2 separate regions of the Homo sapiens genome follow, and region 1 is linked to region 2. A link is a contact called in ENCODE Hi-C or POLR2A ChIA-PET data. All regions are on one chromosome and are shown on one strand. The core of a region is the stretch at or near the end of the contact, and the rest is flanking DNA. Distances in the headings are between cores, read along the strand shown.

The links. Hi-C counts contacts between places; a loop is a spot of excess contacts on that map. ChIA-PET counts read pairs that join two places held with the same protein, here RNA polymerase II (POLR2A). Pooled maps may share reads with other maps.
Region 1: a loop to region 2 is called in a pooled map, with 4 times the contacts of the local background. The contact joins the enhancer-like site here to the promoter of HYOU1 in region 2. A Hi-C loop is called at or near these places in 1 of 37 single-sample maps with no recorded cell type and 8 of 50 pooled maps. POLR2A ChIA-PET finds 5 or more read pairs at or near these places in 7 of 52 experiments (CD4-positive, alpha-beta T cell, H1, IMR-90 and 4 more).

The regions. Positions count from the first base shown.
Region 1 is chr11:119,257,602-119,263,532 of GRCh38, forward strand. All of the region lies in intron 2 of CBL (Cbl proto-oncogene), which reads left to right. Among named protein-coding and RNA genes, the nearest start is that of MIR6756, 52 kb to the right of the region's middle. RefSeq lists an enhancer at 3,017-3,076. Within about 2 kb of position 2,515, at least 4 of the 41 ENCODE cell types and tissues checked have a DNase peak (open chromatin) inside an H3K27ac peak, as active enhancers do.
Region 2 is chr11:119,055,089-119,060,968 of GRCh38, forward strand. It overlaps HYOU1 (hypoxia up-regulated 1), which reads right to left and starts at 2,117. Exons shown (of 26, transcript NM_006389.5): 1 at 1,932-2,117; 2 at 982-1,079; 3 at 662-755; 4 at 405-483; 5 at 97-251. The coding sequence starts at 1,072. RefSeq lists enhancers at 1,215-1,715, 1,716-2,215, 2,575-2,624 and silencers at 1,695-1,974, 2,065-2,344.

The sequences.
Region 1 (5,931 bases), core at 1,265-3,764, 200 kb after region 2:
TTAGTTATAAATTCTTTGCCTAGGTCAATGTCCAGAAGAGTTTTTCCTAGGTTTTCTTCTAGAATTTTTGTGGTTTCAGGTCTTAGATTTAAGTCTTTAATACATCTTGAGTTGATTTTTCTATGTGGTGAAAGATAGGGATTCATTTTCATTCTTCTACATGTGGCTATGCAGTTTTCCCAGCACCATTTATTAAATAGGGTGTGTCCTTTCCCTAATTCATGTTTTTGTATGCTTTGTCAAAGATCAGTTGGTTTTAAGTATTTGGCTTTATTTCTGGTTTCTCTATTCTGTTCCATTGGTGTATTAGTCCATTCTTGTACTGCCATAAAAAAATACTTGTGGCCGGGTGCTGTGGCTCATGCCTGTAATCTCAGCACTTTTGGAGGCTGAGGCAGGCGGGTCACTTGAGGTCAGGAGTTCGAGACCACCCTGGCCAAAATGGTGAAACCCCCTGTCTACCAAAAATATGAAAAATTAGCCAGGTGTGGTTGTGCACGCTTGTAATCCCAGCTACTCGGGAGGCTGAGGCAGGAGAATCGCTTGAACCTGGGAGGCGGAGGTTGCAGTGAGCCGAGATTGCACCATTGCACTCCAGCCTGGGCGACAAGTGAGACTACGTCTCAAAAAAACAAAACAAAACAAAAAACAAAAAGACTTGAGACTGTAATTTTTAAAGAAAGAGATTTAAGTGGCTCATGGTTCTACAGGCAGTACAGGAAGCATAGTGGCTTCTGCTTCTGGGGACGCCTCAGGAAACTGACAGTCATGGTGGAAGGTGAAGGCAGAGCAGGCACCATGGCCCGAGCAGGAGGAAGAATGAGGGAGGAGGTGCTACACACTTTCAAAGGACCAGATCTCCTGAGAACTCTATCACTGTATAGTACCAAGAGGGGATAGTGCTAAACCATTCATGAGAACTCTGCCCTCATGATCCAGTCACCTCCCACCAGGCGCCATCTCCAGCACTGGGGGATTACATTTCAACATGAGATTTAGGTGGGGACAGATCCAAACCATTCAATTGATCTATGTATCTTTCTTTATACCTGTACCATACTGTTTTGGTTACTATAGCCTTAATAGTATAATTTGATGTTGGGTAATGTCATGCCTTTAGATTTGTTATTTCTGTTTAGGATTGCTTTGGCTTTTCAGGCTCTTTTTTGGTTCCGTATGAATTTTAGGATTGTTGCTTTTAATTCTTTAAAAAATGATGTGGGTATTTTGTTAAGAATTGCATTGAATCTATCGATTGCTTTGGGCAGTATGGTCATTTTCACGATACTGATTCTTCCAGTCCCTGAGCACGAGATGTGTTTCCATTTGTTTGTGTATTCTGTGATTTCTTTCAGCAGTGTTTTGTCATTCTCCTTGTAGAGATCTTTCATCTCCTTGGTTAAATATATTCCTAGGTTTTTATGTGTTGTTTTCTTTCAGCTATTGTAAAAGGGATTGAGTTCTTGATTTGATTCTCAGGTTGGTCATTGTTGATGTGTAGCAGTGCTGCTGACTTGTATACGTTGATTTCGTAACCTGAGACTTAACTGAATTCACTTATCAAATCTAGTTGTCTTTTGGAGGAGTCTTCGGGGTTTTTTTTAGGTATGTGATGATATTATTGGCAAAACAGAGATAGCTTGACTTCCTCTTCCAATTTGGGTGCCCTTTCTTTCTCTTGCCTAATTGCTGTGCCTGGGTAAGTTGGTAGTCTTATGTGGCTTTAAGTTTCTTGTATTCTGCTTAAGATACATTTGTGATTTTTTTCTCCCATGTATTGTTTATTCTTATGTTTTTCCCCATTTATTGAATATACCTCTGCTTATTTGACAATACTGAAATTTTGTGTATTTACTTATATATTAGAGCCACTATGCAAAAGTAAACAGTATTTACTAAATTTATGTGAATTTAGTAAACACAGTAAATACTATTTACTTTTGCATAGGGGCTCTAATGTTCAAGTTCCATATAAATATAAATATTTCTGGTGGGAGAATTATGATAGATACCACTGGATGGGTGTTAGAACTCCCCAAAATTGATAATTTTTGAGGTGCTAAGATACTAAATGTGTTTTCATCAAGCTTATATAAAAGATACTGAGAAACAAAGATTGGGTCTCAAAGAGATGGCATTAGTTTCTGCCTTAGGTGAGAACAACTAAAAAATTGGCATCGTTTTCTTATAAATATAGCTCATTTGGGACATGGATTGTATTTCCAAATACCTGTCACATGGATTTATTCTGCCTTTTGTAGGAGAAACCTGTAATATTGTTCTTTTGTATCCTTCCGATTCTATCTCACTTACCTCCACACTCTTCTCAAAGGGGGAAACTCAGTTTCAGCTTGATTATCTTGTACAAGGGCACTAGCAAATGGACCGTTCCATTCCCAGAGATGCCAACAATCTTACACAGATTATTCACAAATCTGTTTTCCCAAGCTACCTGCTAGTTATACTCATGTTAGTATCTTCCCACACTCAAAATACCTGAACACTGAATGTATCCTCTTCATCAGCAAACCAACTTCCTCTTTCATGTCCCGTTACTGAGTTAGTACTGTATAATGTAGTGAGTAGTGATGATGAGCATGGATTGATTATTGGCTTAGCTTCTTTTTTTTTTTTTCTTTTTCTTTTCTTTTCTTTTTTTTTGAGATGGAGTGTCACTCTGTCGTTCAGACTGGATTTAGTGGTGCAATCTCGGCTCACTGCAACCTCCACCTCCTGGGTTCAATCAATTCTCCTGCCTCAGCCTCCCGAGTAGCTGCGACTACAGGCACGTGCCATCACGCCTGGCTAATTTTTGTATTTTTAGTAGAGATGGGGTTTTACCATGTTGACCAGGCTGGTCGGCTCAGCTTCTTTATGCCTAAATTGTCTCATCTGTAAAATGGGGATAATATTGGAATCTGATGGGATTGTAAGTGAGAATTAGTTAAATAACAAAATACGTAAAGTGCCTGGTACTTAGTAAGCCCTTAAAAAACATTAGCTTTTACATTATTACCAATATATTATTGGTAATACCCTAGGTTTATCTCCTCTCTTACTCAGTCATACTCTTGATTTTACTGCTGCAGTCTGTCTCAAATCTGTCTTTATTTTACTGCCCCTGTTACTTTTCTATCTCAGGCTCCCATTACTTTTCTACTGCACTACTATGCTGATTGATCTCTCTGCTTTCGCAGTTTCTTCTTTCATTCACCTTCTACATTGCTATCATTTTCGGTCTTAAAATGATCAGATATCACTCCCCAGTCCCAGATCCTTAATGACTCCCCACTGCACTGCATTTGTATTTTCTTTCACTTTGGCAGTTAAATCTCTACTTTTTTTTTTTTTTTTTTTTAATGGAGGCAAAGTCTCCAGGCTGGACACTACAACCTCTGCTTCCCAGGTTCAAGCGATTCTGATGCCTCAGCTATCCGAGTAGCTGGGATTACAGGTGTGCGCCACCACGCCTGGCTAATTTTTTGTATTTTTAGTAGAGATGGGGTTTTGCCATGTTGGCCAGGCTGGTCTCGAACTCCTGACCTCAGGTGAGCCGTCTGCCTTGGCCTCCCAAAGTGCTAGGATTACAGGCGTGAGCCACCGCGCCTGGCCTCTAGATTCTTTTCCATGGAACATTTATTGAAGATTTCTCTAGTTTTTGTCCCTTTTAATAGTCTTATATTCGGACAGAGAACATTCCATGTTCTTTCTCAAGTTTTGCAAAGCTTAGTATTAGCTACTCTGTTTATTTGTTCAGGGAAATGCTATGTTTAAATGGAAATCGATGTCTAAGTTACATACTCAGGAGTTAAATAATTAATGGTAACTAGATATAGACTTTCTACATATTTGATTAGATTCTATTAGTGCTGTCTCAGTATAATTTGTATCTGTATATTTTAAGTTGATTGCATTAGCTTTCTAAAAGGTGCTTGGTGGTGGTTGTCATTTGTTGAGGGAGAGGGTATGAGAAGTTTTAAAGATTTCAGCATTATCTTACTGATATGTTTGTATATGTCTTTAAGGAACTGGTGTAGAGAAGTAGTAACCAGTACTGAGGGTTAATATGCTTTCAATTGTGGGCAAATGCTCCAGTGCATGTAATTCTACTTATTAAAGTTGTCTTTCAGAGCTCGGGTTAAGTGAACTCAAAAGTTATTTTGAAATACAGAGAAATCTGATTAAACAGGACCGTGAAGTAACATAGCTAGTGAACACTTGCTAAATGTTCACAATGATTGTTTTGAACCATTTTTGTTTTTTTCTAACCACACTGAAAACTAAAGATACTAATGTAAAATATTTGTGCTTTAATGAGAATGTATTAGAGTCATTTAAAAATATTATTGACTCTTGTATAAGTGATTTTTTTAAAAAAGATATAAGAAAGAAGGTGTGGAGAAGTAAATATTTTTCACTAATAGCTTCACCTGCAGAATCATGGCATGCAAACACTAAGTGATCGAGTTGAACATTTTCAGTGATACCATGTAGATATTATGACTTGATGTGTTGAGAAGGGCACTTCACCTCTGTTATTCTTTCCATAAACTCGTAACTCCAGTCAAAATATCAGAAAGACAGACAGACACACTGAGAGACATCCTTTAAAATACTTGAACAGCGCTCAGAACTGTCATGAAAAACAAGGAAAGACTAAGAAATGATTACAGACCAGAGGAGACTAAGGAGATAGGGTGAGTAAATGTAAAGTGGTATCCTTGATTGGATCCTGGAATAGATAAAAACATTAGTGGAAAAAACTGGTGAAGCCTGGATATAGCCTGGGATTCAGTTAGTACTACCATACTGATGTTGGTTTCTTAGTTTTGAAGAATGTCCCACAGTAATATAAGATGGTAACATTAGGGGAAACTGAAACTGGATTTGGGTTTTATGGGAACTCCCTGCGTGGTCTTTATAACTTTTCTGTAGATGTAGAATTATTCTGAAATTAAAAATTTGTCAAAAGTAGGTAATATTTTCCAGTTCAGTTCTACAAATGTATTGAATGCCTGTTATGTGCCCAGTGTGACCAGGGTTGCAGGGGATAAAGTGTGTAAGAGATACTTTCCCTGCCTCTGCCCTTAAGGAGTTGTCTTCCAGATTGGGGAATAAGACAATTAATATGAAGCAGAACGTGATGGAACCTGTGAAAAACTATGAGCAAGTTGCTGTAGGGGGTTCAGAAGCTGAGAGTAGACGTTAAATATAGACTGGAGAGTCCTCCCCAAGGAGGCAGTGTTTGAGAACTTTGAAGAATGGGCAGGATTTAGTAACCGTAGTCATTGGAAAGGAAATGTGTCATAACCAAAGAGCCCTGGCTCTTGAATTTCATAGACCTATGCTGCCCCTTACTAGCTTTGTGACCTTGCAAATTATTTAATGTCACTAAGTCTTTGTTTCTCATTTGTAAGATACGGTTAGTAATTCCTATTTCAAAGCATTATGAGAATTAAATGCACTTTATTTAGCTTAGTAAAGCATCTAATCCCTAGTAAACTCTTAGTGTTAACTGCTAGAGATGGAGAGAAGCATATATTGTTGATGCAGTACCAATACCACAGGCACAGAGCCTGGAAAGCGTAGATAGAGTGTTTGGTGGAACATTGACTGGTATTAGAAAGGTGAATTAGGACTACATTGTGAGTGCTTTCATGTATCAGGTCAGCAGTTTGAACTTTTTAAGTGGTAATTGAGAAGTCATTAAAGATTTTCATGTAGGGGGAGTAAGGAGATTGAGTCTGTTTTAGGATTAATTTGATAGAAATATGAGGGGAGTGTTGGAGGCTCTCATGTGGGTTGCTGCCTTCCCATTTACTTGGTGAGTTAGATGTGTCCCCTTTAGCTTTAGAATTCAGTGAAACAGTTAGCTTGAAATGCTCTGGATGATTAGTAGGAATCTGTTACTGTGTAACTTGGGAATTTCAA
Region 2 (5,880 bases), core at 867-3,366:
AGGAAAGCCAGGCATTAAGGCAGGACAATCAGGAACACACACCAATGAGGAGCCCAGCAGCGTTGCCGAGACCACCTTCCCCAACAGAGCACTCACGAGCTGATCTGAAAGTGCACAGTCTGCCTCTGTGGGTCGAAAGTCAGCTCGTGCTCCGGGAAGCGGGCCTGGTAAAGAGCTACATGGGGGTTATCTGCCTGCTTCCCCAGGAGGTGCTGGAAGTAACGTAGCGTAGCCTTTGGATTCTTAATCGCCTGAGGGGTGAAGAAGGAGCAGACTAGTATTAGGCTCCCAAGTCCACCATTACCTACCTCTTACATCACAGAGACTGATAAGGAAACAGACTCTGGGGGCTGCCATCTCCTCTCCTCTGCCCACCACTCTGGGAAGAGGGACTGCTAGCTCACCATGCTTGCTGCACTGTCTCCAAAGAATCTTTCATTTTCTTTCAGGGTCACGATCACCGGTGTTTTCCTCCGAGATTCCCTGAGGAAAAGAGATTTTGGGCCCAGGTGCCTGCAGCAGAAGGACTCAGAAGCCTCGACACTCACACACATTTAACCACTCAGATGCCGAAGTCTGCTGTGGGCACTATGACTAACACATTCACACTTGGAGCCCAGACTCCCTCGTTCCCCACCCTTAACACGGGGGCCACCCTCACTTATTCAAGACAATTTCCATGGGCACTCCAGGTTTGACAATGGCCACCTTCATGGACTCACTGCCCAGGTCCACAGACATCACTGCCAGTGTATCTGAAGGGAAAAGAGGTTTGTCAGTTAGCTCTCCCTTCGCCCACCTTCCTGGGACTCCCTCTAATCAAAGCATACCACTTTCCATGGGTAAACGAAGATGGCAAAAGACAAAAAGGCCTGGACCTAACAACTCAAGAGACTTCTGGCCAACAGCCCCAAGCTCAATTCCCATCATGCATCCTTCAGTCATCATTTATCCATTTGCTCCCTCTACTGGGGTACATACCACTCAGTGCCAACAGGTCTGCCAAGAGCACAGCCACCAAGGCCCAACAGACTCGCCTCCTCGGCCTCTGCCTCCTAACTTTGTCTGCCATAGTGCCCCTGGGGGAGGCGAAGAAAGAAAACACTTAAAACTGGATACCCGGAGTGAAGGAGACAGAATCACATCCCAGAACGGAGAGGCTGTAAGATTCATATCTACTTCATTCTTACCCAGGGCAGATCAGCCTACTTCTCCCCTTCTCCCTCCTGATGGGTACAAACCATTCTCTAATCATCCCAGCAGCGCCCACACAAAGGCCCAAGTGAAAGAGCATGGGTCCTCGGCTTTGCCACATCCCTAAACAGAGAAGCTAACAGGACAAGAGAAAGGAGACCCGAGCCTTTTGTCCACCACACAGGCAGTGAGTGGCGCACCGCAGCACTGTGCCTGTTGTCAGACACCTGGGGTGCGGCCAGGGATCCCCGCCCAGGGCTCAACCACCTCCCCACACCTGGAGCTCCCCCGCTGACGGGGAAAGCCAGCTGGGCCTGGACGGGAAGAGAAAGGTAATGACGTTGGGGGTAGCTAGGATGAAGGAAAGGCCTATCTCCTCCTCGGCATCCCTGCGGGTTGTCCCGCCCCCTCCCCTTTCCCAGCTCACTCCCCGGCCCCGCTGTGCCCACAGACGCAGTGCCAGGGGCGGTAAGGTTCCCCGCCCGGCGGGTAGCCGTTACCCGGTGTTCACCTAAACCCCACCTGACGAAGGCGGCGGCTCCCACTCCCGGAAACGGATCCCGGCCCGCCCCAGCAAGTGGGGACAGACCGGGGGCCGAGCTGCGTGCCCCCCGGTGCGAGGCCGAGCGCCCGGCGTCCGCGCGGCCCTCCCTTGCGCTCCCGACCCGCCCCCGGAGCTCGCACGCTGTCTCCCCTAGGAGGGGTGGCCGGCCCGCACCTCCATCCACCCCCGCTACCTCTTGCCTCCGCTCCTGCGGCCCCAGCTCTGGGACAGACGCGGCACGAACGTACCCACGAGGCCGGCAGCGCCCCCCACCCGCGCCCTTCACAACTCCTCTCGGTTTGCAAACTGTTACATTAGCCACCAACCTCTCGGCGGCGTCTCGCGCACCAGCCGGCCCCGGACGCGGCGCGCGCTCATTGGAGCCTCGGCCGCCCGGCCCTGCGCTGCGCGCCCGGCCCCGCCCCCGCCGCCCCGGCGCGCGTACTCATTGGACCACGTCCCAGGCCCCGCCCCCTCCCTTTGCCAGCCTTGTAATGGGGCGGCGGAGGGGACCAGCCACCGGTTGGGCAGAAGCAGCCGGCGTCGGCCTGGGATTGGACCACGTCACGGGGCCAGCGCGCTCCACTCCTTCCTCCCCAGCGCCGGCCCCGGGGCGACCGCGGGACCTTTTCCGGCGCTGGATGCTTTGCTGCCGGGGTTCGGGAGTGACCTGCGCCTAGAGCAGGTCGGGCGCACTGCAGTCCCGCACTCGGGGCTCTTCTTCCGGTCACCTGTAGAGCCCGGCCGAGGAATGGAATAACAGGCGTCCTGTCCGCAGCCCCGCGGAGGGGGCGCTGGCCTGCCGGTTAGTATTGAGGTGCCCTAGGCTTTGGATAGACGTTGGAGAATGGCTGTCCCTCGGACTGAGTCCGTCGCAACCCCCTCTGTTTTACTGAGGAAACTGAAGCCACAGAAAAAGATGTTTGCTGATGGGTCAGAGATAACCGATGCATTCGTCGCAGAATCTGGCCAGGATTTCTTAGGTTAAGCCCCACTCATTTGTATAAGAAAGAATATTCCAAACTTAAGTACTACACACAAAAGACACTTTTATTTGTGAGGCTATAGTTGGTTGAGCTTGTGTGCACCTTCTCCTATTTCTGTTCTATTAAATCTTGTGAACATTTCTCTACTCTTTAGCTGTTTCTGTCATAGAATGACAGAAGCACCTCACTGCCTTCTCTTTTAACTTACAGCTCCATAGAAATGTGCGCAGTCGCCCGGGCGCGGTGGCTCACGCCTGTAATCCCAGCATTTTGGGAGGCCAAGGCGGGCGAATCACTGGAGGTCAGGAGTTCGAGACCAGCCTGGCCAACATGGTGAAACCCCGTCTCTACCAAAACTACAAAAATTAGCCAGGCGTGGTGGCGGGTGCCTGTAATCCCAGCTACTCACGAGGCTGAGGCAGGAGAATTGCTTGAATCCGGGAGGCAGAGGTTGCTGTGAGCCCAGACTGCGCCACTGCACTCCAGCCTGGGCGACAACAGCGAGACTCCTTCTCGAAAAAGAAATGTACGCAGTCCTTGGAGACTGCATTTTCCTTAAGTGTGGATGGAAATAAGTCATCTGTTTTCTCTCCTACTAAGTTGATGCCTGGCCACCCTTCACAGAAAGGCCCGCTTGAAGACCCTGGCTGTCAGGGCCAGGGTTGTGTCAAGCCTGAACTTGTTTAAGGAGCTCTTAGCTCTTCCTTTCTCTACATTTTTCGTGATGCTTAGGTGGAGAGTGGTCCGGTGTCTATGCTTAGAAGGAAAAATTATTGGCAGTCCCAGAGAGAGTCTATTCTTCCTTTTTTTTTTTTTTTTTTTTTTATTGATCATTCTTGGGTGTTTCTGGCAGAGGGGGATTTGGCAGGGTCATAGGACAATAGTGGAGGGAAGGTCAGCAGATAAACAAGTGAACAAAGGTCTCTGGCTTTCCTAGGCAGAGGACCCTGCGGCCTTCCGCAGTGTTTGTGTCCCTGGGTACTTGAGATTAGGGAGTGGTGATGACTCCTAACGAGCATGCTGCCTTCAAGCATCTGTTTAACAAAGCACATCTTGCACCGCCCTTAATCCATTTAACCCTGAGTGGACACAGCACATGTTTCAGAGAGCACAGGGTTGGGGGTAAGGTCATAGATCAACAGCATCCCAAGGCAGAAGAATTTTTCTTAGTACAGAACAAAATGAAGTCTCCCATGTCTACTTCTTTCCACACAGACACAGCAACAATCCGATCTCTATCTTTTCCCCACCTTTCCCCCTTTTCTATTCCACAAAACCACCATTGTCATCATGGCCCGTTCTCAATGAGCTGTTGGGTACACCTCCTAGACGGGGTGGTGGCCGGGCAGAGGGGCTCCTCACCTCCCAGAAGGGGCGGCCGGGCAGAGGCGCCCCCCACCTCCCGGACGGGGCGGCGGCCGGGCGGAGGCGCCCCCCCACCTCCCTCCCGGACGGGGCGGCTGGCCGTGCGGGGGCTGGCCCCCCACCTCCCTCCCGGACGGGGCGGCTGGCGGGGTGGCTACGGCGGGGCAGAGGCGCTCCCCACATCTCAGATGATGGGCGGCCGGGCAGAGACGCTCCTCACTTCTTAGACGGGATGGCGGCCGGGAAGAGGCGCTCCTCACTTCCCAGACTGGGCAGCCGGGCAGAGGGGCTCCTCACATCCCAGACGATGGGCAGCCAGGCAGAGACGCTCCTCACTTCCCAGACGGGGTGGCGGCCGGGCAGAGGCTGCAATCTCGGCACTTTGGGAGGCCAAGGCAGGCGGCTGGGAGGTGGAGGTTGTAGCTAGCCGAGATCACGCCACTGCACTCCAGCCTGGGCAACATTGAGCACTGAGTGAACGAGACTCCGTCTGCAATCCCGGCACCTCGGGAGGCCGAGGCTGGCGGATCACTCGCGGTTAGGAGCTGGAGACCAGCCCGGCCAACACAGCGAAACCCCGTCTCCACCAAAAAAACACAGGCGTGGCGGCGCGCGCCCGCAATCGCAGGCACTCGGCAGGCTGAGGCAGGAGAATCAGGCAGGGAGGTTGCAGTGAGCCGAGATGGCAGCAGTACAGTCTAGCTTCGGCTGGGCATCAGAGGGAGACCGTGGAAAGAGAGGGAGAGGGAGACCCTGGGGAAAGGGGGAGGGGGAGGGAGAGCTATTCTTCCTTTTAAGAGTAGTTATGTATTCAGGCAGTAGACAAATTGGTAGAAATAGAAATTCAGTTAAAATTTTAACAGAATTTAATTACACAAATAATACACAAATGTAATCTTTAAAAAATTCATTCTACACAAAGGCAAATTTCCTTGATGCCAACCCAAACCCCCACTCTCTCTTGTGGAGGCACCTGCTATTGTCAGTGTGGTGTATAAGTTTCCAGGTCTTTCCCTCTTTTACACATATAGATATCCTAGAAACATGTAGCTTTTATCTTTTCATAATATACATTTTTTATTTTTTGCAACCAACACCTTGTTTGCCTTTTATCTTTTTTAAAACCATAAAATGTTACACAATTACATTGTTTGCAATTTTTTTAAACTAATAATAAAGTGTGGAGCATTTTCCATGTAACTGTGGTTCATTTCCTCGTTTACTGCTGTAGAACATTCCATAGCATGGGGTTCGTTCTGCCATAATGATAGACATATACGCTGTCAGTTCAATTCCACAGGGAAAGATTTTGTTTCTCAGTAATAGACTCCACTTTTGGCCAACTATCCAGTAGAGTCTTTCCATCCATTTTTTATTTTTTTTTGCGACAGAGTCTGTGTCATCCAGGCTGGAGTGCAGTGGTGCAGTCTTGGCTCACTGCAACCTCCACCTCCCGGGCTCAAGCGATTCTCCTGGCTCAGCCTCCCAAGTAGCTGGGACTACAGGCACACACCACCATGCCTGGCTAATTTTTGTATTTTTAGTAGAGTCAGGGTTTCACCATGTTGGCCAGGCTGGTCTCGAACTCCTGACCTCAGGTGATCCGCCTGCCTCGGCCTCTCAAAGTGCTGGGATTACAGCGTGAGCCACCACGCCCAGCCTTTCCATCCATTTCAAACAGAGAGTATGCGTTTTAACATTTATTGGGCCACTCTGATATGCAAGCACTGGGCTAGGTGCTGCTAATCCAGAGATGGGCATGAGCTTGTCCTTACCCTCAAAGAAGTCATA